Linked DNA regions of Homo sapiens: regions 1, 3 and 4 are each linked to region 2. Evidence: chromatin contacts called from ENCODE Hi-C or POLR2A ChIA-PET data. All regions are on one chromosome and are shown on one strand. The core of a region is the stretch at or near the end of the contact, and the rest is flanking DNA. Distances in the headings are between cores, read along the strand shown.

What was found. A loop is a pair of places that touch in the nucleus more often than their neighbours do. ChIA-PET counts read pairs that join two places held with the same protein, here RNA polymerase II (POLR2A). Pooled maps may share reads with other maps.
Region 1: a map of CD8-positive, alpha-beta T cell shows a loop between it and region 2 (19-fold over the local background). The contact joins the promoter of AMN1-AS1 here to the promoter of ALG10 in region 2. A Hi-C loop is called at or near these places in 3 of 168 maps with a recorded cell type or tissue (CD8-positive, alpha-beta T cell, naive thymus-derived CD4-positive, alpha-beta T cell and sigmoid colon) and 14 of 50 pooled maps. POLR2A ChIA-PET finds 5 or more read pairs at or near these places in 3 of 52 experiments (T-cell and activated T-cell).
Region 3: a map of B cell shows a loop between it and region 2 (21-fold over the local background). The contact joins the promoter of DDX11-AS1 here to the promoter of ALG10 in region 2. A Hi-C loop is called at or near these places in 3 of 168 maps with a recorded cell type or tissue (B cell, CD4-positive, alpha-beta T cell and naive thymus-derived CD4-positive, alpha-beta T cell), 1 of 37 single-sample maps with no recorded cell type and 14 of 50 pooled maps.
Region 4: a loop to region 2 is called in a map of CD4-positive, alpha-beta T cell, with 8 times the contacts of the local background. The contact joins the promoter of RESF1 here to the promoter of ALG10 in region 2. A Hi-C loop is called at or near these places in 2 of 168 maps with a recorded cell type or tissue (CD4-positive, alpha-beta T cell and CD8-positive, alpha-beta T cell) and 15 of 50 pooled maps. POLR2A ChIA-PET finds 5 or more read pairs at or near these places in 1 of 52 experiments (activated CD4-positive, alpha-beta T cell).

The regions. Positions count from the first base shown.
Region 1 is chr12:31,727,841-31,735,065 of GRCh38, forward strand. It overlaps AMN1-AS1 (AMN1 antisense RNA 1), which reads left to right and starts at 1,425. Exons shown (of 1, transcript NR_198987.1): 1 at 1,425-3,364. AMN1 (antagonist of mitotic exit network 1 homolog) reads right to left here and starts at 1,181. Exons shown (of 7, transcript NM_001113402.2): 1 at 1,131-1,181. The coding sequence starts at 1,168. It overlaps LOC105369722 (a long non-coding RNA gene), which reads left to right. Exons shown (of 3, transcript XR_931497.3): 3 at 817-1,050. RefSeq lists a silencer at 970-1,049, enhancers at 1,100-1,449, 1,462-2,094, 1,490-1,689, 5,380-6,579 and a cis regulatory region at 5,119-5,346.
Region 2 is chr12:34,021,160-34,028,393 of GRCh38, forward strand. ALG10 (ALG10 alpha-1,2-glucosyltransferase) reads left to right here and starts at 1,337. Exons shown (of 3, transcript NM_032834.4): 1 at 1,337-1,611; 2 at 2,803-3,000; 3 at 4,704-7,143. The coding sequence starts at 1,441. The coding sequence ends at 5,756. RefSeq lists silencers at 1,094-1,243, 1,157-1,343.
Region 3 is chr12:31,072,313-31,078,954 of GRCh38, forward strand. DDX11-AS1 (DDX11 antisense RNA 1) reads right to left here and starts at 1,535. Exons shown (of 3, transcript NR_038927.2): 1 at 883-1,535. It overlaps DDX11 (DEAD/H-box helicase 11), which reads left to right and starts at 1,548. Exons shown (of 27, transcript NM_030653.4): 1 at 1,548-1,779; 2 at 6,078-6,225. The coding sequence starts at 6,082. RefSeq lists enhancers at 1,199-1,730, 1,603-1,712, 2,243-2,402, 2,263-2,792.
Region 4 is chr12:31,957,725-31,964,353 of GRCh38, forward strand. RESF1 (retroelement silencing factor 1) reads left to right here and starts at 1,691. Exons shown (of 6, transcript NM_018169.4): 1 at 1,691-1,767; 2 at 3,053-3,147. LOC105369725 (a long non-coding RNA gene) reads right to left here and starts at 1,580. Exons shown (of 2, transcript XR_931503.2): 1 at 1,404-1,580; 2 at 769-1,080. RefSeq lists enhancers at 1-609, 5,331-5,831 and silencers at 1,662-2,001, 4,345-4,404.

The DNA.
Region 1 (7,225 bases), core at 175-2,674, 2.3 Mb before region 2:
TCCTGCCTCAGCCTCCAGAGTAGCTGGGACTACCGGCGCCACTACTACTCCTGGCTAATTTTTGTATTTTTAGTACATGCCGCGGTTTTGCCGTGCTGGCTAGGCTGGTCTCCAACTCTCCTGATCTCAAGTGCCTCGGCCTCCCAAAGTGCTGGGATTACAGGCGTGAACCACCGTGCCCAGATAATTTTTGTATCTTTAGTAGAGGCGGGGTTTCGCCACGTTGCCCAGGCTGGTCTCGAACTCCTGAGCTCAAGCAGTTCTCCCACCTCGGCCTCCCAAGTTTAATGTAAAATATCAGATGCCATTGTTTCAGAAAGCCTTCAGTAGATTAAGGAGATTGTTCTCCTTATCCTTAAGATGTCTATTTTTTACATGGCAATATTAACGGACTGAAAGCTCCTGGAGAGACGCAATTGCCCTTGTAACTTCCATTTCCGTACAATTTCTGGTAGGAAATAATAATAACAATAACACTTAGTGGTGTTTATTATTTGCTGGGCATCCTTATAAGGGTTTTACATGTTTTAAATTTATCCCTCAGGACAACTCCATGTGATGGGTGCTATTATCACAAAAATTTTATAGATAAAGAACCTAGGCACAGGGAGAGGTTACGTTACCGGTCCATGGTCACGTGGCTGGTGAATGGCAGAGCCGGGGGCTGAACCCAGCAATCTCAGCCAGGGATCCGTGGTCTTAACCACTTTGTTACCTTTATCCCAGGGTCTGTCAATGTTTATTCCAGTTACAGGGGTGGAATTCTGCTAGAAGCTTTTGAGAACCTCATCTAGCGTTGTGTTTTTTTCTACCAAGGCTTTTAGCTGCTAAGAGAGAGGCCACTGCCAGTAACAGCCGGGGCGCCGAGCTGTCAAGGCTGACGGAGGAATGGACGCTCATCGCGCAGCGGAGTGTTGGAGGGGCAAGCCCGCCAAGAGACCCACTTTGCACAACTGTCCTCAGCCAGGAAACGACAGATCAGGAACCCAGGGACAGAAACACACGCGGGGCCTCTTCAGAGGTCGGCGGGGGGGGTGGGAAAGGGGCGGGGAGGAAGAGCAGCGCAGGGCCTGGCCGTTTGGAGGAGGTGCTGGGGCGGCGCGAAGGGAGGCGGGACAGGGTAGACTCACAGATCCAGGAGCTGACTGACCCGCCGTGGGCGAGGCATCGCTGCAGCGTCTGAAGCCTCTTCCGCGGTCCCAGGGCCTCCAGAACCCAGCCAGGGACCGTCCGCCAACTCCCGCCCACCGCGCGACGCGTAGGTTTTTGTGACGTCACACGGATTTTTCCGGTGACCGGGGCGTGGCCACGCTTCGGACTCCACAAGGAAAGAAGAGAGCCCCCTTTGGGGCGGAGCCACTGAGGGCTGCGCGGAAGAGGCTGGGTGTGATAAACTATAAAGAGGCCCTAAACTCGGATGCAACGTGACGGGAGTTGTAGTTCTTTCACCTGGCGGGCGTCTGCTCCGGTTCAGCTGCAGGAGGTTTCTTGGGAGTTCAGCCCAGCGCGCAGCCCCGCCGCGACGCCGCGAGCCGAGAACTCTCCTGGGGCGAAGGGAGCGCTGAGAAGTCGCTACTCTTACTAAAAGGATGCGTTGGATGCTGGGCCATACCCTTGGCGATGCACACTGGAGACCCGCTCGGATACGGACTCCATTAACATCAAACGGAGCGTGTTAGAGGATCCGAGTTTACTGAGCACTTTCTAGGAAGCGTGCACTGAGCTACGTGCTTTCTAGGCCTTAGTTCAATACTTAACCATATTCATTATAATCCGGTGAAATCGTAATTATTTAGCCTTATTTTACAGATGAGGACACTGCGTACCAACAAGTAACCTCACTAAGAATTTCGTCATGGAGGAGAAGGGAACCTGTATTCAAATTAGGAAGGATCCTGAAGAAAGGGCACCTTTAGGTGGAATTTTATCTTTGGTTCTGCTGCAGAGTACTTGCTGCTTTTTAGTGCTCCCTCCACCCCCCTCATTCTTCCTTGTAGATTAGTCTGTTGTTTGTATGCTGAGTTCCTTTTTTAAGCTCCTTGAAAGTTGGAACCCACTGCTGTTGCCTGTTCAGGATGCTACACATTGAATCAACATGGATTTATTAAGCGCTGAACGAGGGCTAGGGATCGTGCTGGGTGCTGAGGATTGAGTGGCGAACACTTGGGTCAGACAAGTAAAAGGGCAATTAGAATAACTGTTAAATGCTTAGATGGGGTTAGTTCTATGGAAGCACCCATGGGGGTGGGATACAGATCAGAGAGAAAAGGGTGGTCTGCAAATAGTTTGGGATGGCTACACTGGAGAGTGATCAAGAGTGAGTGTAGGGCAGGGGTTGGCCGACTTTTTCCATAAAGTGCTCTGAAAGTTGCAGATTCCAGGAGAAGTAACTATTGTCAGACCCAGACAAATTGGAGCCTAGAGACCAGAAAGGAAGGAAACTCATGCTTGTATGTCTGAGATAAGAACTGTCTCAAGGCCAGACGCGGTGGCTCACACCTGTAATCCTAGTACTTTGGGAGGCCGAGGCGGGCGGATCACGAGGTCAGGAGTTTGAGACCAGCCTGGCCAACGTGGTGAAATTCCCGTCTCTACTAAAAATACAAAAAAAAAAAAAAAAAACTGGGTGTGGTGGCGGGCGCCTGTAATCCCAGCTACTGAGGAGGCTGAGGCAGGAGAATCGCTTGAACTCGGAGGAGGTTATAGTGAGCCGAGATCGTGCCACTGCACTCCAGCCTGGGCGACAGAGCAAGACTCCGTCTCAAAAAAAAAAAAAAAGAAAGAACGAACTGCCTCAAGGACTTTAAAAAATAAACCAAAAAACCCACAATTTCTTCACATCTTTCATGCATTTAATGTTTTGCACAACTTGCTTGTTTTGCAAATATGCGCACATTTCTATGACAAGATTTATTGCTAAATATTCTTTAAAACTGCAGCAGTTCAGATAAGATACTGTCGAAAGGACGTTTGGCCCAGCAGCAGGACCTCCACCAATGAACGGACTCCAATTCTTGATTTGAGCCTTGGGAACCAATCAACTTAGTTTCCAAGAGTTTATGTGAACTTCCCTCCTTTACCAGTAAAATCTTCCCCCTATTCTTCCCTTCTCCAGACCCGTGGCTTGCCATAGCTGTACATCTTGGATTATAATTCTTTTTGTTCACTCCCAAAGAAACTCAGTATCTTTGGAGAATTCTTTCTTTGTTGTCTTTTAGCTTCCCAGAGCCAAACAAGAAATATTTTAGGTTTTGTGGGTCATGCTGGCTTGGTCACAGCTATTCAACTTGTATCTTAAAATTAGCCATAGACAGTATGAATGGGTGGGTCTCTGTTCCAATAAAACCTTATCCTAAACACTGAAGTTTGAATTTTATGTAATTTTCAACTGTCATGAAATACTCATCTTTTGATCTTTTTCAGCCACTGAAAAATGTAAAAGCCATCCTTAAGTTGCAAGCTATACAAAAACAGACAGTGGACTGGATTTGACCCTTGAGCCATTTGTCCATGTGCCCTCACCTGATCTAGAAAGCTAAAATGCACATGCCTCACGCCTGTAATCCCAGCACTTTGGGAGGCCAAGGTGGGCGGATCAGCTGAGGTTAGGAGTTCGAGACCAGCCTGGGCAATATGGAGAAACTCTACTAAAAGTACAAAAAAATTAGCTGGGCGTGGTGGCAGGTGCCTGTAATCCCAGCTACTCAGGAGGCTGAGGCAGGAGAATTGCTTGAACCCAGGAGGCGGAGGTTGCACTGAGCCGAGATCACACCACTGTACTCCAGCCTGGGCAACAAGAGTGAGACTCTACCTCAAAAAAAACAAAGAAATTACGAATTTTAAGATGGTGATAGCAGAGCACTAAACCCAGAGTGGGGCCCGTGTGACTGCACATTTTGCCCACCCATGAAGCCAGCCCTGGGTGCGTCCAACTTCAGGATTCCCCCCCCCAAAAATCAGTTCAGGAACCCTATGTCAAAATAAAAATCAAAGACAAATATGAGCACAGAGAGACATTTTTACTTGCAGTTCAAGAAAATCAGACTTTCAGAGAGTGGCTCGCTAAATAGAATAGAGGAATTTATAGCTCAGATGAAATGGCAGATATTTATAGCTCAGATATGGCAGTTCATTCCAATTGGATAAGAACAAGATGTTCCTGTTTTGTGGTAAGGAAAACAGGATGTTCTTGTTTTTGTGGCTTATCTCTGGAGGCAAAGCTTTTAGGATTTCCCGTTAGTCAAGGCTTTTAGGAGGTTCCCGCTATTCATGGTTTATCTTTGAATGCAAAGTTATTGGGAATGAAAGTCTTTTCTAGTGTATGGTAAGTGATTTGTAGGCAGGGTTAGGCTAAGGGCAAGATATTTTCCTTTTCTCCTCTCTGTTTGCTGTGCCCACTTTAATATAGTTTCCTCTAGCTCAGAATCTCCTCCACTTCCTACCATAGCTACCATACAAAGTAAACGTTATCATAGATTGTTGCTGTGGGTTTGTTTTACTTTACTCCAGGCTGGAGTGCAGTGGCGCAATCTCGGCTCACTGCAACCTCTGCCTCTCGGATTCAAGCAATTCTCCCGCCTCAGCCTCCCAAGTAGCTGGGATTACAGGCATGTGCCACCATGCCAGGCTAATTTTTTTTTTTTTGTATTTTTAGTAGAGACGAGGTTTCACCATATTGGCTAGGCTGGTGTCGAACTCCTGACCTTGTGATCCACCTACCTCGACCTCCCAAAGTGCTGGGATTACAGGCGTGAGCCACCGTACCCGGCCTCTGGGTTTGTTTTATAAAAATAATTAACAAAATTACTTTTCTTAAATCATGCTGTTAATTCATAATGTAATATATGAGCTGTATGTGGACCCATGTTTTAAAATACAATAAATATATATAAAACAAGTATATCTTATTTATATGAATGTGTGCTTTCACAAGAACAGAACGGAGCTAAGCCAAGTGAGCCCCTACTTTATTATCCTACCATGTGTAGGTTATTTTCAAATAGGATTGCTCTTAACTCTCCAAGTGTCCTTTGAGAAAATAACACGTCTTTTTATTTAGTTTCTTTTCATAGCTTGTTTTATAATATCACACTCCAAATTGGAAATAACAGTGCCCATGCTCATGGATTGTTATACATTGTTGAAATTTCCCATTGGCTAGAAACACTTGCTTTGTTTCTAGGTTAGAGATCTGTGACTTTCAAATTCTCAGGAGTCTGAGTCATACAATGGATGACTCAGGATCCAAGCAGGTTAAGAGTTGGGCAAGTTCAAACAGGAGAAGCAAGGAGATGTTAATAAAGGAGCTGTTCCCAAAGGTGTGGACAGAGTTAGGGCAGAGCAAGGGTAAAGGTAGTTCAATACCATAGCGCTACAATAGCAGGAAGACCTTACCTCTTCTGGTCCTGGAGGGCAAAACCAAAACCTTGCCAGAGTGACCACAGGTGAAGCCACCTGAAAGGAACTGTGGCCTTTGAATTTGTAACCGCCTAAGGGGTTCACCTTGCCCCCTGCCTAGAAAGAACTGATTCATCAAGACGGGGGAATTACAATAGAGAAAGAGTAATTCACACAGAGCCAGCTGTGCGGGAGACAGTTTTATTATTACTCAAATCAGTCTCCCCAAGCATTTGGGGAGCAGAGTTTTTTTTTGTTTGTGTTTTTTTTTCAGAGTCTTGCTCTGTCACCCAGGCTGGAGTGCAGTGGCGCTGTCTTGGCTCACTGCAACCTCTGCCTCCTGGGTTCAAGTGATTCTCCTGCCTCAGCCTACCAAGTAGCTGAGATTACAGGCATGTGCCACCACGCCCGGCTAATTTTGTATTTTTAATAGAGACGGGGTTTCACTATGTTGGTCAGGCTGGTCTCGAACTCCTGACCTCGGGTGATCCACCCACCTCAACCTCCAAAAGTGCTGGGATTACAGGTGCGAGTCACCACGCCCAGCCAGGAGCAGAATCTTTAAGGATAAATTGGTGGGTTGGGGGAAGCCAGTGACCCGGGAGTGCTGATTGGTCAGGACGGAAATGAAATCATAGGGAGTTGAAGCTGTCTTCTTGTGCTGAGTCACTTCCTGGGTGGGAGCCACAAGATCAGATTAGCCAGTTTATCCATCTGGGTGGTGCCAGCTGATCCGGCAATTGCAGGGTCTGGAAAATATCTCAAGCACTGAGATATTTGAAGAAAATCTTGAAGCCTCTAGTTGCATGACTCTTAAACCATAATTTCTAATCTTGTAGCTAATGTTAGTCCTACAAAGGGAATCTAGTCCCCAGGCAAGAAGGAGGTGTGCTTTGGGAAAGGGCTGTTATCATCTTTGTTTTAAACTATAAGTTTCTCTCAAAGTTAGTTCAGCCTATGCTGAACGAACAAGGAGGTTAGAAGCAAGATGGAGTCGGTTAAGTTAAAACTCTTTCACCGTCTCAGTGATAATTTTGCAAAGGCGGTTTCAGTTTGATAAGGCAACCTAGCCAGCCTGTTGTGATCCAGCCAGGAAGGGGCTACAGGAATACCCTTCAAGCTCCATTCTTCATCCCCTTTTTGATGTCCTGCTGTCGGCTGTCATTGCTTCAGCCAACCAGAAGTTAGAGCTCAAAGCATCCCCGTTTATGCGATCAATAAAAGTCAGCTTCTCAGAGCCTAGAGTAGAGAAGGAGAGAAATTAGAAAATAAGTAACTCATCAACAGATTACTGATTTTTTTGGTAAAGGGATTAAATATCAAAAACATTTTGAAAATTAATAAGAATAGCTTCATCTGAGCCAAAATAATAATTATTATAGTTTCCTTTTTTTCTTTTTTTTTTGAGACAGTCTCACACTCTCGCCCAGGCTAGAGTGCAGTGGTGTGATCTTGGCTCACTGCAATCTCCGCCTCCTGGGTTCATGTGATTCTCCTGCCTCAGCCTCCCAAGTAGCTGGGATTATAGGAGCCCACCACCAAGCCCAGCTAATTTTTTTTGTATTTTTGGTAGAGATGGGGTTTCACCATGTTGGCCAGGCTGGTCTTCAACTCCTGACCTCAGGTGATCCTCCCGCCTCAGCCTCCCAAAGTGCTGGGATTACAGGCGCGAGCCACTGTGCCCAGCCTATTATAGTTTCATAACAGTGAGAGGGATGACAATTGTGGTCTTTCACTAAGATGCTGGGAGCCAGCGCAATGACAGCTTAAACCACCATCTTTTTTTGATTAGCTTCACTTGTTATTTTTATTTTTAGAAAGTTATGTA
Region 2 (7,234 bases), core at 87-2,586:
AAAATGGGAGATAATGGTTAAAACAAAGCTAAGCATCACATCAGAGTAGGATCCTCACATGACTTTATTCCAGTAATGTAAATGTTCCCATCCCAGCCCTCATTCACCACTACTTCCTCTTATCATTGAGGAAACAGGCAGAGACAGAATGGAAAGGCAGTCAGCTTAATTTAAGAAACTTTCTTAAGTTTAGAAATACTGAATTAGTTTTAACCCAGAAAAAGAGCTCAATTGAGAACTCTGAGGTTTGCAACCTTAAATCCCGCCTAAATTCTGATATATTCCTGCCAAAGGCAACCTGATTGAGGTTACCTGAGAAATAGTTTTTCTACAAAACATGGCCAACCATGCTCAAGACAAAATTACAACACATAATTTATCTTCGGCATTCTTCAAATTATTTACCTCATCTCCTGCCCCCAGCACCTAATCCCAGAATACAGGAATTTGATGATGTCTACACAGCCTATAAAAGTCCACAAATTTAAGTGCCTACTGTGTGAAAGCCATTTTGGGGACTACAAACATAAAGGATGTATAATGCCACCCACTAAGATGTTCACGCTTATGATTTAGTAGGAAAAACAGAAGGCTGCCTTACAGATATTAACAACCAAATTTACAGGCACACCTAAAACATCCCGAATTCTAAAATATATATGTATTTTCCAAATCCTACAGGGTAATATGACTATGAAAGTGCACTAGGAATGTCAATTTAACTAAATCCTCTGAGAGCATCCACATTTTGAAAGAGTTCTCTTTTAACCTAAACAAACAAACGAACAAACACTCCTCTCACTGAAGTTCATTCGGCATTGACGGGTCTCTGGTTCTTCAAGTTTTCATCTAAAACTCTCAGTCTTTGCTATCACAACCAACGCACCCTTCCTACACTCCAAAGTTGATGGAATGAAATGTCTTGGAATTGAGGGTTTAATTAATTCGGATCACTGGAGAGAAATAACAGAAATAACGGGGGAAAAAATGTGTCCATTTTAGGGCTTGGAATTGGAAACGTGGGGAAACGTCGCCACCTTCTGGTAAGTGATGGAAGTGAGCAGGAAAAAAGATCCAAGCTAAGAAGCGGCTTTTTTTTTTTTTTTTTTTTTTTTTTTTTTCTAAGCAGCAAGCCACGCACCTCCCGCGCTGGCGAAATCCGAGACCCGCCCCTTCCGGAAGTTTTGACACTTTGTGCGCCCCGGGCAATGCGATTGAGAGGGTAATCATCCGGTCCGTTATCTAAACCCGTCACTCCGGGAAACAGCGACCCGATCTTTCCGGATCCGCGCTCTCCCAGCATCCTTTGCCTTCCGGTATGTGGCCCCGTCTGGCTAGTCCCGCCTAGCGCGCCCATTTCGAGCCCAAGTTTCCAGCTCGGGTTTCCAGGCTCAGAATTTTCCAGGAGTAGGTTCTTGGGCAGTGGCTGTGGGAGCTGGAATGGCGCAGCTGGAAGGTTACTATTTCTCGGCCGCCTTGAGCTGTACCTTTTTAGTATCCTGCCTCCTCTTCTCCGCCTTCAGCCGGGCGTTGCGAGAGCCCTACATGGACGAGATCTTCCACCTGCCTCAGGCGCAGCGCTACTGTGAGGGCCATTTCTCCCTTTCCCAGGTGGGGTCCCCAACCTGTCCCCACCCCAGGAGAGGCCTGAGAGGTCCCAGCGTCCCCACGTCCTCCCATCCTTAGACTTCACTCGTCCTGTTCCACCCCCTCAAGCCTCAGAACATGAAAGAAACTGGGTATAGTCTTTTGTTCCTGTCTCTGAGATCTGTGAAATATTTATTAAATGAATGAATAAACAGCAGATCTGTCCTCCAGGAAGGAGTGATCTGGGAGAATACTCAACGGGGAACTGAGCCCTCCTCTTGGCAGCTGACGATATCGATCCCACTTTGTCTTTCCTTGTTTTAGGATTAAAGGCATTCGGGTGCTCCTTGGAAATACCAGAAAACTTTCCTTTAGCTCACCTGTCAAGCACCTCACTGTGCATTTTAGGGGTGGGATAGGGTGGACTGGAGGGATCTTCAGCTACCAAAAAGTGACAATTTATAATCACAAATTCCTTCCCTGGGTATTTTTAGTGAACTGTTAACTGGATAAACTGGCAACCAGTCAAGTCACATCATTTTTGAGTATATATTTGACTGTGCAAGTATGTACATATAAATATCAAAATAAGCATCCCCTGCTTCTCTGGTGACACAATATAGGGTACTGGCTAGAAATATAAAGTCTGTTTTAGAGAAAGATCTGATCTTAAATCTTGGTGCTGTGATTTACTAGTTTTGTGATCTTGGAGATGTTCTGAGTTTCAGAAATTCAGGTTACTCATCTGCAAAATGACAATAATCTTTACTATAGGGCATATTGTAACGTTAATACAGAGGGTTTGGCAACAATTTCTGTCTCAGTTTATGTTAGCTGTCATCATGGAGCCTGTGGTCCAAATGTTTTCCTAAACTTAAGAGTCCCAAACAATGTTTCCATGCTTTTAAAAACTGGAACATTTGCAGTTTATTTATCAAAATAAAGGCTTTTAAAGAACATTTCTTGGAAAATAGAAATAGATTTTAAGTTGTTGTTGTTTATTGGTTGCTGCTACCTGAACCATCACTAAGCTGGTCCGGGGGCAAAAAATAAGAAAAACGAATCCTGTTCTGCCAAGGACTTACTTAATCTTGTCATAGAATAACTTCTCAAAATTTCTGATTGTTGCTGGAGATGAGACTTGGGCTTGACATATTTGTGCCTGTCTTGTTCCTATTACCTCTTGCTTTTACTTCATTTTCTTTCATTTTAAAGTGGGATCCCATGATTACTACATTACCTGGCTTGTACCTGGTGTCAATTGGAGTGATCAAACCTGCCATTTGGATCTTTGGATGGTCTGAACATGTTGTCTGCTCCATTGGGATGCTCAGATTTGTTAATCTTCTCTTCAGTGTTGGCAACTTCTATTTACTATATTTGCTTTTCTGCAAGGTACAACCCAGAAACAAGGTATGTTTCAAAATACTTAATTACAAGTTTATGTGTAGTCAGGTCCACAATTACAATGAATTAGTTTTATGAGATTTGGTGAAAAATGTCTTTAACACTTTGTAACTTTGTATTTTTGTATATTATGTAAAGGTAAATTTAAATCCTCCATCTCCATTTTAGAATAAATTCGTATTTAAATACTTGAATAACTTATTTGTAAAATCTGAAGTAAATATTTGTTAAGTGAGTCAAACCAGTTCAATAAATACTTACTGAACTTATTCCATGTGCTAGGGACTGGGACTACAGAGATAAATGAGGCAGTCTTTTTCTTGTAAAACGTATATATTCATTAGGGAAAACAGACTTTACCTGAGGACTTTTGATGTGATAACAGTGCAGGCCCTGGAGGTAGATTGCCTGGGTTAGAATTCTCTCCCTGCCACTTAACCAGTTTTGTTACCATGGACAGGTTAACCCTTAGTGGCTCCATGTCTTCATGTATTAAATAAGAATAACAATAGAATCTGCCTTATAGAACTGTTATAAAGGAACAAAGAAACTTAATAAATGGAAGATGCTTCGAACAGTGCCAGAGATATAGTAAGGGTTCAGTAAATATTAACTCTAATAATTATTTTTAACCTTAAGAGATGATTTCAGTAGTGTCAGTTATGATAGAGTGGTAAACATAAGATGCTATGAGGATACAGAGAAGGAGCAGGGGAACACTTACTGCTTTTCTGGGAGGGAGGGGAGTATGTGGCATTTGGTAAGTCCTCACAGAGAAGATGGTACCAGAGCTGAGTCTTGATGAACGGATAGGGCTGTGTAGGGTGGGGAATTAATCCTGGGGAGACAAACAACATAAGAAAAGGAAGAAAGGCATTGAACAACGAGTTGCAGGGAATTGGTCTTGGAATTACAGGATTAAAAAGTAGAGGGATGTAAGGCTAGAGAAGTAGGTCATGAATGCCCTTATGTGTCACAGAGAGGACTTTGAACTTTAGCATGTAATGTAAAGACCTTAATTTTAATCAAGGAAATGGCATGGTCTGATTTGGTGATTTAGATTAAGTGGAGTATACAATTCAAGAACATAAGAACACTTTCAAATTCTGAAACAGCATGTCAGAAAGGCCAAAAGAAGATATATAACTTTAGACAGGCTCACTTTTCAGAAAAATACCTGTTATTTCATCATGAAAATTTCATCTTGAAAAAGTAAGTCTGGGTATGGTAGTATACCATATGCATGTTTATATTCTCCCTTGTGTAGAGTTATGAAGGATTTCCTTAAAGGAAAGTGGTTCATTATGGCTAAGTGAATCCTTACTGAAGGCACTAAAACATAAGCTCAGGGAAATGGAGCCAGCACCGTGTCCTATTTATCTCCATAGTCCACATAGAACTTAGTTAGTATCTTGCACTCAATAACTCCTTAACTAATCATTGCCTGATTCCAATTGTGTTAAGCTATAGAAGATTTGGCATACACATGGTCTCCAAACTGATAGGTATACATAAAAAGTACCAGGAAGTGTTCTTATAAATGTATATTGTGTTTTTGCAAAGCCAGAGATAAGATTAATATTGATTAATTTTATTTAAAGAAGGTTTGAGTAGTTGAGTAGTTTTTAAATAAATTTCTTCATTAGGTAAGCAGAAATAGCATTTTTTGTCATGAAAATAATTTTATCTGTGTTTCTTCTTCCTCCAAGGCTGCCTCAAGTATCCAGAGAGTCTTGTCAACATTAACACTAGCAGTATTTCCAACACTTTATTTTTTTAACTTCCTTTATTATACAGAAGCAGGATCTATGTTTTTTACTCTTTTTGCGTATTTGATGTGTCTTTATGGAAATCATAAAACTTCAGCCTTCCTTGGATTTTGTGGCTTCATGTTTCGGCAAACAAATATCATCTGGGCTGTCTTCTGTGCAGGAAATGTCATTGCACAAAAGTTAACGGAGGCTTGGAAAACTGAGCTACAAAAGAAGGAAGACAGACTTCCACCTATTAAAGGACCATTTGCAGAATTCAGAAAAATTCTTCAGTTTCTTTTGGCTTATTCCATGTCCTTTAAAAACTTGAGTATGCTTTTGCTTCTGACTTGGCCCTACATCCTTCTGGGATTTCTGTTTTGTGCTTTTGTAGTAGTTAATGGTGGAATTGTTATTGGCGATCGGAGTAGTCATGAAGCCTGTCTTCATTTTCCTCAACTATTCTACTTTTTTTCATTTACTCTCTTTTTTTCCTTTCCTCATCTCCTGTCTCCTAGCAAAATTAAGACTTTTCTTTCCTTAGTTTGGAAACGTAGAATTCTGTTTTTTGTGGTTACCTTAGTCTCTGTGTTTTTAGTTTGGAAATTCACTTATGCTCATAAATACTTGCTAGCAGACAATAGACATTATACTTTCTATGTGTGGAAAAGAGTTTTTCAAAGATATGAAACTGTAAAATATTTGTTAGTTCCAGCCTATATATTTGCTGGTTGGAGTATAGCTGACTCATTGAAATCAAAGTCAATTTTTTGGAATTTAATGTTTTTCATATGCTTGTTCACTGTTATAGTTCCTCAGAAACTGCTGGAATTTCGTTACTTCATTTTACCTTATGTCATTTATAGGCTTAACATACCTCTGCCTCCCACATCCAGACTCATTTGTGAACTGAGCTGCTATGCAGTTGTTAATTTCATAACTTTTTTCATCTTTCTGAACAAGACTTTTCAGTGGCCAAATAGTCAGGACATTCAAAGGTTTATGTGGTAATATCAGTGATATTTCGAACTGTGAAAATGGACTTAATAATTAGACCATTTCTACAAAGAACAACTGAATAGGTGGAAAACATGGAATTTCTTTTAGGTGCAGTGGTGGTCTTCAAATTACATTAGTTTTTTTTATATATATTTTAAACATATGTAAGAAATTAAGTGGCAAAGAACTGAGAAAGCTTAAGACCTGCTTCAAAAGCCTGAAAAATGGAAAAATAAAATTGTTTTCAGATATCTCATATCACTCTCATAATGTTGGCCCCTTAAAAAGCTTGGGAATGTTTTGTATGTACAAGTTTATTAAAACTGGGTATGCTTCATATTACTGGAATGAATTTATTCTCTTCAGAGAGAAATATTAGGTTAGTGCAAAAGTAATTGTGGTTTTTGCCATTGAAAGTAATGGCAAAACCACAATTACTTTTTTACCAACCTAATAACAATGTATTAGCAAATATTTACAAATGGTCAGGTGATATTCTTGATTGAAAAGTTGCTTAACATTTCAGTAATATAATTTTAATTCTAAGTCAAAATACAAATGCATAGATAGTAAATGATAAAGTAGAGACTCATATATGCCTGTCTAGACATCAAATTGTTGGTTATTGTTTACAATCTAGAAATGATGAAGCTCTTTCACTAATTCCTAATATGAAATGTATGATGGCCAAAGACAAATTGTATTGATTATAATCCTTTAAAAGGGGGATTTCCTTTCTGAAATACATATTGTATTAGCTTCCCAGGGCTTCCATAACAAATGACGACAAACTTGGGTGCTTACAACAATTTTCCTCACAGTCTGGAGGCCAGAAGTCTAAAATCAAAGTGTCAGCAGAGTTGGTTCCTTCTGGAGGCTCTAAGGAAGAATCCATAAACAGACATTCTATGTCTGTTTCCTAATATCTTGTGGCTGTGTGCAATTCTTGGAGTTCTTTGGCTTCTGGACAAATCTTGTCCAAGTATTGCAGACAGCAATCTTCACTCCAGTCTCTGCCTCTGTGTTCACACGGCCTTTCCCTCTGTCTTCTCTTCATTACCTTTTAAGGACAGTGTCTTTGAATGTAGGGCCCACCCTGATCTAGGGTGATTGTGTCTGGAGACCCTTAATTATGTTTACAAAGACCCATGTTCCAAGTAAGTTTGTATTCACATGATCTGAGTAGACATTGTCTCTTCGTGGGATACTTTTCAGTCCATGACAGTTACTAAAGGACATTTTAGGATAGTCTTCATATGATTGTTAGGAGACTACCTTTTTAGATTTTTTTTATTATATATCAAATTATAGTTGTATATACTTATGAGAAACAAAGTGGCATTATGATTTTTGAATATAATGTGGGATTAAATAAAGCTAATCTATCCATCACCTCAAATATTTGACATATTTTGTGATGAAAACATTTGAAATTTACTCTCAGCAGTATTGAAATGTACAGTGCTTAATTATTAGCTGTATTCACCATG
Region 3 (6,642 bases), core at 285-2,784, 2.9 Mb before region 2:
AAGCTTTGTTCTTTTTGTTTTTTAGGTCTGCACTGCCTTTATGAGCTGTAACACTCACTGCAAATGTCTGCAGCTTCACTCCTGAAGCTAGTGAGATACACGAACCCACCGGGGTGAACTAGCAACTCCAGTACATGCCGTCTTAAAAGCTGTAACACTCAGGCGAAGGTCTGCAGCTTCACTCCTGAGCCAGCAAGACCACAAACCCACCAGAAGGAAAAAACTCCAAACCCATCGGAACATCTGAGGGAACAAACTCCAGACACACCGCCTTTAAAAACTAACACCGCGAGGGTCTGCAGCTTCAGTCTTGCGTTAGTGAGACCAAGAACCCATCAATTCTGGACACACTATCAACTTTGTTTCTCCAAGGGTGCTTCTTAAACTGGATGATGCACACCCTAGGAGTGTGTGTGTAGGATGGGGTTTGAAGCAGTAGGGTAAAAAACCTAGCATACATTCTATTCCAGAGGTGTCAATTTACCAGACAACAGTTATTTTAAAACTTTTTTATGCAAAAACATGTTATAGGGTGGAATGCAACATTTTTATGGGCCTGTGGGCCATTTGTATACATCTTTGGAGAAATGGCTATTTAAGTACTCTGCCCATTAATTCTAAACTTAAAACTAAGACTTCAAAGTCCCTCTAAGGATTTTGCTGGGCCACATCCCAAGACCCTGAAGGGTATTACTTACTCGCCCTCTCCAAACTGCCGAAGTCGGAAGCAGGTGACAAAAAAGCTGACCCTGGAATCACCTTTTGTAAATTTCCCACCTCCAAGCTTTTCGATAGTTTGTAACACTGGCTCCTCTCCCCAAAAGCCTTTCCTTCAAGTCCCAGCAACTCTCCCTGACCCTGCTGGGAAGGCGCACCAATTACCTGTCATTCCAGGAAAGCTCATAGCATAAGATGATCCCATTGGTCATCTCCCAGAACCAGACTTTCTGAAAAGTCCTCAAGGACCAGCTAGTCCAATCCCTCACTGAATAAAGGAGAAGCAAAGTCTAGGGAGGTGAGGTGATTCGTTGTCCTCCTAATTAGCAGGTGAGCTCCTGGCAGGGCTGGGGTTTCATCTTCTGGGCTCTCTGCAAGGTCGTGCCCGGCACGGGCCAGGAACAATTTCATAAACTCGTCATCTAGACGGCCTTTGACTGACACCATCTCTCCGTGTGGAGGAGCCGCTGGGGTGCACGGGGCAGGTGTCGTCCGTTTCAAAGGTAAAATAACCCAGCTGCAGACCTCCAGAGGCCGACTAGAGCCGGGGTCAGAAAACAGGTTTTCCCTCTCGGGGACAGCGCCCAGGGGACCGGCATTAGAACATCGGCTGATGTTTCATCTGGTCAGGGAACCATCCAGCGCTTAGTACACCTGGCGCTAATCGGCGGGGATTAATCTCACACCCCGCAGCTGGCGGAAAGCAGCGGGAGGAGGCACCTAGCCCTGGGGTTGAGATCCCAGTTCCCGCGTGCGCAAACCACGCCCCTGTAGATTCTCGCTGCTGCGTGTTCGCGCGCGTCCCGGAGTGCGCATGCGCAGCGGCGGGGGTTGTTCCGGCTGCCTTTCACTGAGGGGACCCGCCAGTTTCTAACTCAGTGGCGTTTGCCCTGATTCCCGGGGCCTGGCTTTCAGCGTAGCAATTCTGCCGGCGAAGAAGGTGAGCGCAGTGCTGTGTGGCAGCAGAGCTCCTTAGGACGAGGAGCAGCGGGACGAGGAAGGGCAGACTGGTGAAATCGCAAACTGGGCGTCTGTTCCGGCGCCGGACCCCTATTTGCAAAGGTGGGTGGCCCGTCCGGAGCGGGAAAACATTCCGGAAGTGGAGGGCCGGGCCAGCGTGATTGACAAGCGGGAACCCCTGTGTGGGGACGGGTAGGCCTAGGAAGGTTGTGCCTGCGGTGGAACTGGGCGGTGCGCAGAAGTGGGCATTAACAGCAGCCGCGTGTCTGGGTCTTAGATTTGGCCCAGCTGTGTTGAGCTTTTCATGGATTATCTTACGTAGATAAGACACTGCAACAGTGAGTGAGCGCTTGTAACCCACCTGTCTCTTACGGAAACTGAGCCCCAGCGATGCTAACTTTAGCAAGGATACAGCTGGGATCCTAAACTTGGCAATCAGAGCCCAGAGCCGATAAAGTTAGCTGCATGAGTCTAGCTTCCCCCAGGGCGGGAATCGAGGCGGAGCAGGGTACAGTACGGAGGCCAGGAATGAGTGCACTTGACCAGATTGTTGACGGAAGTGTCATAAAAATGGACTTAAATGCTGATAAGCAGCTGTTTGGGTTCCACACAGGGTGCGAGCTCAGGATGCACGTTGGAGGGGACACAGGGCCAGAGCAAGGTGGGAATGCGGGTATTATGGGCCAGGCCATCCTCCAGCTGGTGGAGCACCGCAGTACTGCAGTGTGTGGCCCTGGCTTAACAGCAGTGCGGAAAAGCTTTTTTCTTGGGGCTGTGGTGCTTTCCAGGTGTGTGAAGTTAAAACATTTTAGGGCCATACGGTAGATAGTACCTGCCACATAGTTGTCTTGGTCAGCCCCGGCTGCCATGACAAAATACCATAAACTGGGTGGCTTAGACACAGAAATGTGTTTTCTCACAGTCCCAGAGGCTTGGGATGTCCAAGATCAATGTGGGGAGGACACAACTGAGCCCACAACAATAGTCTGTACTCAGTAATGAGTGATAATTGGGGACTGAAGAAAATGAACACGTTAAGAACTAATATGTTCCTGAAGTGCTTTCACAACTCTAACCTCGTTTTATGAGCGTGAGCTTTGCTGTCCTGGTGTGTGCCTTGGCACTGGGAGGTGATGGTTGTCCTCCACACAGCCAACCTGAAGAGGGCTGAACAAGTCACTGCAAATGTTTTTAATAGGGCTTAGTGAATCCGTTATACTCAGATTTATCTAAACCTCTATGATTTAGCCTGTGCTGCTTCTGGAATAATGAGATCCATAATTACCACTGATGGGGAAGTGAAATAATACTTACGTTTCTTCTGTATTGTTTAGTGTTGTCATTCTAGAGTTTGGTAACCAAGTCTGTCTTTTTTATCCCACTTATCCTGGTGGGAGGAAAAGTGAGGAGATAGAAAGTTTCAGGTGGCTTGGGGGTCTGGCAGATGTGGTTCAAATCCTGAGTTCAAGCACTTGCTGAGTGACCTTGGGCAAGTCATATAAGTTTACTGAGTCTCAGTTTCTTTCTCTATAAAATAGAGCTTATAAAAATACCACACAGGGTTTTTGTGGGGTTATCTGAAAACGGTTTGAAACCATTAAAGAACTGGCCATTTAACTAATAGGTATTCAAGTCATGGGACCTCCGTTACCCAGCCTCGGAAGAGAAACCTTCACTTACAGCCCCGATGTCTGGCTGGCTACTCATTCGTTCATCAGATTTTTGTTGAATGCCTATGAGGTGTCGAAGCACCTAGTTCTGAGTCCTGGAGCCAGAGAAGAGCAAGACAGACAAGGTTCCTCTATTTATGGAACGTATATTCCAGTGAGGAAGAATAAATAGGTTCAGATGGTGCTAAGAGCTATGAATAAATTAAATACAGAGTAATGTGATTTTTTAAAAGTGACTTAGAGCAAGCTAGGGGGTGAGGAGTGGGGGTGGTGTTTGACCACTGTCCAGCGGCCAGACAGCCGGAGAGGCTTCTCTGAGGAGGTGAGCCAAAGCCTGGATATTGAGGAGGACTCCTTCTCCAGGCCAAGGGGAGCAGCAAGTGCAAGGCCCGAGCTGAGTAGATGAGGCTGGGAGCCTGACCAGTCTCAGGCTGACCAGTGCTCTGTCTTGAGAGGAGCTGCTGGTCAGCTTTTTGTCTTGGGATTCAGAACGAGGAGACATGAAGACTTTTTACTTGGCAGTGGGAGCTGAAGCTGAAAGGTCCAGGGGCTGATGAGGCCACGTGTAAGCGAAAGTTTGGGATAAGCAGAAACCGAGTGCGCTGAGGGAGTGAGATTGTGGCTGTATCCGGCACCTGGCTGAGCAGGAGAGTGAACCCCGTGGGTGTGTGTTTGCTGGTGACGTTCCTGGAGCTGTCTTGAAGTCCGAGCTGCCTTGCAGCTTGTAGTCTGCCTCTGTTTTTGGCTTTCCCAGATAGTTTCAATTCTTACTCTCAGTTTGTGAACCTCCCTTCAGTGAACCTCCCTTCACTTATGCTGGATATCTCTTGCAACCGGATGAGCTTCACTAAAGCAGAGTCATTTGGACCTGGATTCGAATCCCTGGTTTTCCACTTTTTAGCTGTGACTTTGAGCAATTATTTAATTTCTGTAAGCATCAGTATCCAGTAGCTGTATCCTTATAGTGTTGTACAGATTAAATGAGATAATAAAAGCAAAAGACCACTGTAGAGTGTTTAACACATAGGAGGTACTCAAAAATTTGTTAGGTACCTTTCTTCCCCTTTCCTTCATGTGTTAAAGCTTTTTCAGTACATACCCCTCTCTCAGGATTGAATTGTAAATCATGTTTTTTGATTACCCTTCTTGTAATAATTCCTCTACCTCTGTAGTCATGTTTTTCTTTTTTCATTTTTTCTTGTCCCCAGAATGTCTAACAAAACAGCCAAATATACCTCTGTGAAGACAGAGGGTAAAATAATGCTAGTTCTGTGAGTTCTCTCTTCTTGTGCAAATCCATAAACTGCCACCAATCTGTAGTCATTTTAATTGCCCCTAAACCGAAGAGCATCGTGGCAACTACCTTTCCCCTCGTAAATAGAGTGACACTATCACTAGTCTTATTGAGGCCAAAGTTATAAAGATGGGCTCTCGATCTACTAATATTAGTAAAATGGGTTTGGGACTTACTAACATTTGTGCTTAGAAGAGACAGACCTGGCAAAGAGCTTGGAGAAGTGAGTTCCAAAGAGAGAGGTGTGGGAACCAGGATGGAAGAGTCAGGCCTCCAGATAGCGTTTACTTCTCCTTTCTTCCTTGAATCACTGTCTCAGAGATAATTAGGTTCAGGAGAGGAGAAAAAAAAAGATGACGTCAACGTGGAGCAGAGTTTTTCTTAGACCTTAGCCTAGCAAGGAAAGAGAAATGCCTGGTCTCAGTACTGGGAAGCTGTTCCAGCCAGAGCCCCGTGGCTGTGAAGAGAGCTCTCCTGTCTGGAACCAAACAGAAAGCTCATAGGTCTAGAGGCCAGAAAAGTTAGTAGGTGGTGGCTCTGTTCGGTGCTGGAAATGGAGGCCAGGATGAACTAAGAAGCAAACTAAAGATACTTGTAAGATAAGGACGTGTAGGCCGGGTGCGGTGGCTCACGCCTGTAATCCCAGCACTTCGGGAGGCCAAGGCGGGCGGATCACGAGGTCAGGAGATCGAGACCATCCTGGCTAACACGGTGAAACCCCGTCTCTACCAAAAAAAAAAATTAGCTGGGCGTGGTGGCGGGCACCTGTAGTCCCAGCTACTCGGGAGGCTGAGGCAGGAGAATGGTGTGAACCCGGGAGGCGGAGCGTGCAGTGAGCCGAGATTGCGCCACTGCACTCCAGCCTGGGCGACAGAGTGAGACTCTGTCTCGAAAAAAAAAAAAAAAAAGATAGGGACGTGTATGTTAACTTGCGCTATCCAAACAACAAGCTGTGCTTATGGTCCTCTGCCTGTGCGTCATGATTTTCCAGGACTTCACAACGGGATAAAGTGAAGTAGCTTCGGCTTGTGAATGTGCATTGCAGAGACGTGGGAGAAGAAAGCTGCAAAAGTCATTATAAGCAACACCCTTGATCTTAGGGGTGCTGGTCTGTGAGAAGAGAGCTCTAAGCCTTTTGTAGAGGCATTAGAAAGGTATCGGAGCCACGGTGAAATGCAGGGGAGATTGGGTTTAGGGGCTTTCCTGGTCTGCATTCTGCTACAGCCGTTAAATGCCGCTAGATGGAGTGCGTGATTCTGGTATGGCCTCACGTGGACCTGCTGCGAAGGATGGAGAGAACATGGTCTCTGCTTCCCAGAAAAAAGGAGAAATTTGGTAATAAGTGTGGAGACTGCTCTTAAATAATGCTCCAGATTTCAAGCCACTTCTTCCTGGACCATGAGAGAGCTCCCTAATGTTGTATTTATTTTTCCTAGGTCCATGGCTAATGAAACACAGAAGGTTGGTGCCATCCATTTTCCTTTTCCCTTCACACCCTATTCCATCCAGGAAGACTTCATGGCAGAGCTGTACCGGGTTTTGGAGGCTGGCAAGATTGGGATATTTGAGAGTCCAACTGGCACTGTGAGTATGAACAGTGAGAGATACTGAAAAGGACAACTTAACAGCAGCCGTACTAGCTTTTCCTGTTTGCCTATCCAGAGATTTTCATAGTTTGAAGTTGGGCAGAGTAGTCTCTGTTTATCTGAGTAATAGTCACTTCCTCTATTAAAGTCTTTTTTTTTTTTTTTTGAGACGGAGTCTCGCTGTGTCGCCCAGGCCAGAGTGCAGTGGGACGATCTCGGCTCACTGCAAGCTCCGCCTCCCGGGTTCACGCCATTCTCCTGCCTCAGCCTCTTGAGTTGCTGGGACTACAGGTGCCCGCCGCCACGCCCGGCTAATTTTTTGTAGTTTTAATAGAGACAGGGTTTCACCGTGTTAGCCAGGATGATCTCAGTCTTCTGACCTCGTGATCCGCCCGCTTCGGCCTCCCAAAGTGCT
Region 4 (6,629 bases), core at 441-2,940, 2.1 Mb before region 2:
CGGAGCCTCTCCCAAAACCTATAAGAATTAAAGATAATCCCACCACCCTTTGCTGACTCTCTTTTCGGACTCAGCCCGCCTGCACCCAGGTGAAATAAACAGTCTTGTTGCTCACGCAAAGCTTGTTTGGTGGTCTCTTCACACGGATGCGCGTGACACAAAGTGCTGGGGTTACAGGCCTGAGCCACCACACCTGGCCACCCCCAATCTTTAAGAATATTCTGGCCGGGCGCGGTGGCTCATGCCTGTAATCCCAGCACTTTGGGAGGCTAAGGCGGGCGGATCAAGAGGTCAGGAGATCGAGACCATCCTGGCTAACATGGTGAAACCCCGTCTCTACTAAAATACAAAAAATTAGCCGGGCATGGTGGCGGGCGCCTGTAGTCCCAGCTACTTGGGAGGCTGAGGCAGCAGAATGGCGTGAACCTGGGAGGCGGAGCTTGCAGTGAGCCGAGATCGTGCCACTGCACTCCAGCCTGGGCGACAGAGCGTGACTCCGTCCCCCCCCCAAAAAAGAAAGAATATTCTGTATGTAGTTTTTTTGTTTTGTTTCTGACAGACGCAAACGCACTCTTCTAGTAATGACTAAAGACTTCTTCGTTTAATTCACCAATGAACTAATCTGACAATTTATGTAACAAATAAATTCCTATAAACATAAGCTCCCTTGCCCCTCTCCAGTGGCACAATCTCTGATTTGCCATCCTGGTTGCAACCTTCATTACTAAGTAAACGCTTACGTAAACCTTAATAATGAGATTCGGGCAATATGATTAAATATTGGTTTATTTGAGTGCAAAGTTTGAGGATGGCGACCCGGTAGGACACAGACTCCAAAAGATGGGGGTCAGTGCTTCGAAAGGGAGAAGTTTGAGGGTCGTTTACACAGGCAGGGTCTGGGAAGCTTAACAGGATGTCAACATTTTCCATAGAAGGTTAACGCATAGCAATTTGATTGGTTCAAGGCAGTGTTTCTTTTTGGGAAGGGTCTATTTAACATTCCACATTAAGGATGTAATAGTCAAGCGGTCATTTATCTTATTCAATGCGTATTTTATCTCAGATGCCATCTGGTCTGAGCTGGGAACAAGAAAATAAGGGAGTTAATCTATAACAAAAGGTCGGCAATTAAGAGGTCGTGCTTCGTGATCTGGTCTCCAAAGTCAACTTTCCTCAGGGACTTTCAGAATCCCCAAATAGACTATCCACTTTCTTTCACACTTATTTGCCTCTAACTTGTTGATTTCTTTTTTTTTTTTCTGTTTTTTAAGGGTTAACAATCTCTTGGGTGCACTCTGACTTCCATGCGCTTTATAGAAAAAATTGGTCCTGAGGCCAGCAGCAACAGTCGGTCTCAGGAACTTGTTAGAAATGCACATTTTTCAGCCCCACCCCAAACCTACTGAATCAGCAGTTTTGCTGGTGGTTCTCAATCTCTCTTTAACGTGCCCTCTGGGTGCTGCGGATGCACGCTGAAGGTAGAAGATCGCTGCAGGAGATTTCCGCGTCGGGCAGATGAAAGCGCTCTGCAAGCCCGGGTGTTATCTGCGGGCCGGGTCCGCGGCTTCTCTGGTGGCACTAGGACCGCGGCGGCGCGGCCCTCGCAGCCACCGCCTCGGGCGTGAGGCGGAGCGTAGCTGTTCCTGGATCCTGGGCCTGGCTCCTCGACCCGCCCCTGGAGGCGGACCCCACTTGACTTAAACTCTGGGGCCCGGGAGGCCGCCGGTTTTCTCCCCGCTTGCCGGGGTGGTCCTCTTCCCTTTGTCGGTAAGTGTGAGACGAGCACCCCGAGGTCCCTCCGCCTTCCGGGGTCCGGGCGGGGCGGGGGCCGGGAGCCGGGAGCCAGAGGCACTCGCGGTCCGGGCCTGCGCGCGGCGCAGAGCGCTTTTGTTCTGCGGCAAAGACGCAGTCGCGGGCGGCCCCGGAACCCGGGCCTCGGGCCCCGCCGGCTCGCGCGTCCCGCCGTCCGCCCACCGGAGCTGGGCCGGGCCGCCGCGCTTGCTTCTGCCCGCCGCACCGGGGCCGGCCCTGGGCCTCCGCGGATGCCGAGCCTTGCACCGGAGGGCGGGCCTCGCTGGCTGTTTTCCCTCATTGCCTGGCTCTGCGCGGTAGAGGTCGCGAGTGGCGAAGGCTAGGACGCATTTTGTCGAACTGCGAGGCGCGGCTGGTGAGGCGGGTGGGTATGAGAGCTGCTTATGTTTTTAAGGCTTTCCTGTCGCTGGAGTGAAAAAGAAAAATCTTTTTTTTTTTTTGCTATTTCCCGAGGGTTCTCCTCCTCCCCGGCCCTCTTAAGCCGAAGCCTCCTGGAACAGAATTGCTGTACTGGCATCTATCTCCAAGTGGTCCGCGAACGCTTCTGCGCCGGCGATGGTTTCTGTTCCTCAGCAATAGTTCCTTGAGGCATTTTTAAATGCACAAACGCATACCCATCTTAGGTGTTCTCGAGGGACACGGATTCCCTAAGCAAACGTCCTTAGGGTCCTGAGTTCAGCAGCAAACTTTCGGGGAATCATTTCCGTGAAAACAATTTATTTGTAGTACATCGAGTGCATACTGTCTTAACATAAGGATGTGTATGAGCTTGAGGCGCATTTTCATTTAGTGGCGGGCGGGTGCATTTCAGTAGGCGGGCCGCAGAGCTTGTTTGGGGATTGCATTTTTCTGCTAAATGTGTTAGCTTTAATCATGTTTCAGTCACTGTTAATGTGCATGCATGTTAAGGTTTTAGGTTTTTTCCCCTGTGCAGTCGGATTTTTTTCTGTTTAATATTAATCCAATAAAGACAAGTGCAGAGATAAAGTATTATTGTTTTGCAGTGATACTACAATAGCGGACCTAGAGGAGCGCACATAAATTCTAACTTAAGTGAATGGTATTTTCAGGCCAGACCTAGTTTCTATTTCTGTTACTTAGGACACTTAATAAGAATTCAGTAAACTTAGCATGCTTTCAGTGCAGCCATAAAAGAAAACAGTTTTGCACAGCAGTGTCATATCTAGTAAACACATTAGCATGTGCTCTTTTATTATAAAATGTTTCTTGCTGTCCCTAGGACCAAAGAAGTAAACACTGTGTGGAGAGGGACTGACGTGTTTGGAGGGAAATGGGAATGTACACGATAATTAAAGAGTAAAGTTGTGCTCAACGGTAAGTGTATCACCTCTAAGAAACCCGCCCTGATTTAACCAGGCGGTTATTCACACTCAACTATGGAGTAATTCACCTATTACCGAATAAAATTACTAGCTCAGTGAATCAACATCGGTTTTAAATTAAACTGTGGGTCACAATGGAATTGACAGCAAAGCTTGAGAAGAAATGTTGTTGGCATAGTACTGAAAAATCAGTTGTTAATCTTAGCAAAATAAGGAAAGAGGTCTTTGGTAAGGGAATTGTGGTGGAAGTTACCTGGGCAGAGGTCTGCTTCTGTCTGTGCTGTGTTTATTTGATTGTTTTTATTATATTTTATTACTGTTGGTGGCACATAGGGGAATGTGGCGCAGAGCACCACTCTGGGAGGATGCTTCCCGTGCAGCCAAAGTGATCATGTCCAGGGCTTTCATCTGTAACCACAAAGTGTGTTAGGAAGTCTCACCTAATGATTAAGACCATGGTCCCTGTAACCACACTGCTTTGGTTCAGATCTTGGCTGTAGCACTCAGCCAACCCTGGAAAATAAACCTCTGCCTGTTCTCTCATCTATAAAATGGGGACAAGCACTAATGTCATAGGATTGTTATGGTAGAGTTACATGAGTTTCATGCATATCACAGTTAAACAGCTCCTGATGCATGGCAAGTGCCCAATAAATGTTAGCTATTGTCATGTTAGAGGAAATAGATTTTGTGGCCTGGGACATGTAATGCTGCCTTAGCAGAAATTCAGCTGGTTCATTTAAGCTCTAAATTTATGAGCTTTTTATTGATTAAACCCATCACTGTAGATCCTCTTAGATTCTCTTTTTTGTAGGTCTTGTTTTGTTAGGAAGTACCTGTCACTACTGGTCCACATCTGGATTTACCTGCAGGCTTGTTTGGAATAAAAAATGCCTCCAAATTCCTAGGCAGGACAAACTTGCCCCAAAGCTTTGTTGTTCTACATTATCTCTGTGATTGTACAGGAATCTCTCTTCCCTCCTAGATTATCAGTGTCTTGGATATAATTGGAGCTCAAATGCTTAGGGAATTGATTTAATGTTGCTTAAAACGTATTTGTAGGCCAGGTGTGGTGGCTCACGCCTATAATGCCAGCACTTTAAGAGGCTGGGGCAGGCAGATCACTTGAGGCCAGGAGTTCGAGACCAGCCCTGGCCTCAAGTTGGCCAACATGGCAAAACCCCATCTTTACTAATAATAACAAAAATTAGTCGGGCGTGGTGGCACATGCCTGTAATCCTAGCTACTCAAGTGGCTGAACCCAGGAGGTGGAGGTTGCAGTGACCTGAAGTCACCCCATCGTACTGCAGCCTGGGTAACAGAGCAAGATTCTGTCTTTTTAAAAAAAAAAAAAAAAAAGCATTTGTGAAGGTGAATTTCAAGAATCTAATCAGGCCTCCCTCCCTCCCCCATTAGAGGCACACTCTATTATGTAAAACAGACAGGGAGTGTATTCATTTTGAGATAAGTCCAGGATAACAGTTGACTAACCCTGGCTATAGATACGCAAGTTAAACATTCACTTTGGAAGAAGATTGTGAAGAAAGAATCTTGGACCTTGAGGAATTCTAAATGCTTTGTTGGGTGGCAACTATGCAATACTTACACTATTCCTAATACCTTAAGTGTACTTGTAAGTGAAGAGCAAAGTTGGAGGCTGTTGAGGTAAATAATCTCAAGTGAGATTGGAACTATACATTTTATGCTCCTGGTTTTCATGATCGCAAAGATTTAATGACAGTAACTTAAGATTCTCTTGATGTATCAAATTACAAGGTTTCATTTGTAAATAAGGTGATTAAAATGACAAAGTGTATTAAAAGAAATTGTATTGTCCAGTGAAGTTTTAAGAAACAGAAACCATAAGGTGATTATTATTTTTCAAGCCCCAAAGGAGAATTCATTAGATGACATACTTTTAAAGTTCATGGATCAGGGTCGGGTGCGGTGGCTCATGCCTGTAATCCCAGCACTTTGGGAGGCCAAGGTGGGCAGATCACCTGAGGTCAGGAGTTGGAGACCAGCCTGGCCAACATGGTGAAGCTCCATCTCTACTAAAAGTACAAAAAATTAGCCAGGCGTGGTGGCACATGCCTGAAATCCCGGCTATCCGGGAGGCAGAGGTTGCAGTGAGCTGAGATCGCGCCACTGTACCCTAGCTCGGGTGACAGAGTGAGACTCTGTCTTAGAAAATAAAGTCCATGGGCTGGTCGCAGTGGCTCACGCCTGTAATCCCAGCACTTTGGGAGGCCAAGGCAGGTGGATCATGAGGTCAGGAAATCGAGACCACCCTGGCTAACAGGTGAAACCCCAAAATTAGCCAGGTGTGGTGGCATGCGCCTGTAGTCCCAGCTAACTCAGGAGGCTGAGATAGGAGAATTGCTTGAACCCAGGAGGGGAGGTTGCAGTGAGCTGAGATCACACCACTGCACTCCAGCCTGGACGACAGAGCGAGACTGTCTCAAAAAAAAAAAAAAAAGTTCATGGAGCACAACCTTTGGGTTTTGATGGATCCAGGATCTAAATCCAAAAGAGAGTTTTAAAGATTTGGGACACTGTATCTTTGAGCTCTGCTGTCCTCTGCTTTGGTTTTCAGGCAGACCATCCCTCCACTGGGCAGCCCTGACATCTCCAGATGCAAGCAGCTTCAAGTTGTTCAGAGCATGCCTTTTGTAACTATAGTTAGAGATAAAATTCATAAGCCATTTATTCACTCATTTACACCCAGTGTACAGTTTCAGTGGTTTTTAGTATATTCAGAGTTGTGCACCCATCACCACGTCAATTTAAGAATATTTTATTACCCCCAAAATATCTCCATACTCAATAGTGGTAACTCCCCATTTTCTCCAACGCACCTTTCCCTAGGTAACCATTAATCTACTTCTGTAGGTTTGCATATTCTGAACACTTCATATAATTGAAGTCATAATATTTTTCATCCAGCATGTTTTCAAGGCTCATTTATGTTAACACATGTATGTTACTTCATTCGTTTTTATTACCAGATATTCCGTTGTATGGATATGCCACTTTTGCTTATTCTTCCATCAGTTAACAGACGTTTGACACGTTTTCACTCTTTGACTACTGTGAATAGTGCAGCTATGATCATTCATAGTGTTTATGTAGACGTGTATTTTTATTTCTTTTGGGTAAATACCTAGGAGTGGAATTCCTTGGTTATGATAACTGTTTAACATTTTGAGGAACTGCCAGGCTATTATCCAAAGTAGATTTACCACTTTATTTTTTATTTAACTTTTGTTTTATGTTTGGGGGTACGTGTGTAGGTTTGGGGGTACGTGTATAGGTAAAGTTGTGTCATGGGGGTTTGTGGAACATTATTTAATCACCCAGGTATTAAGCCTAGTACCCAATTAGTTGTTTTTTTTTCAAATCCTCTCCCTCCTCCCACGCTTTGCCTGCTTATAGGCCCCAGTGTGTTGAGCCCCTCTACATGTCCATGTGTTC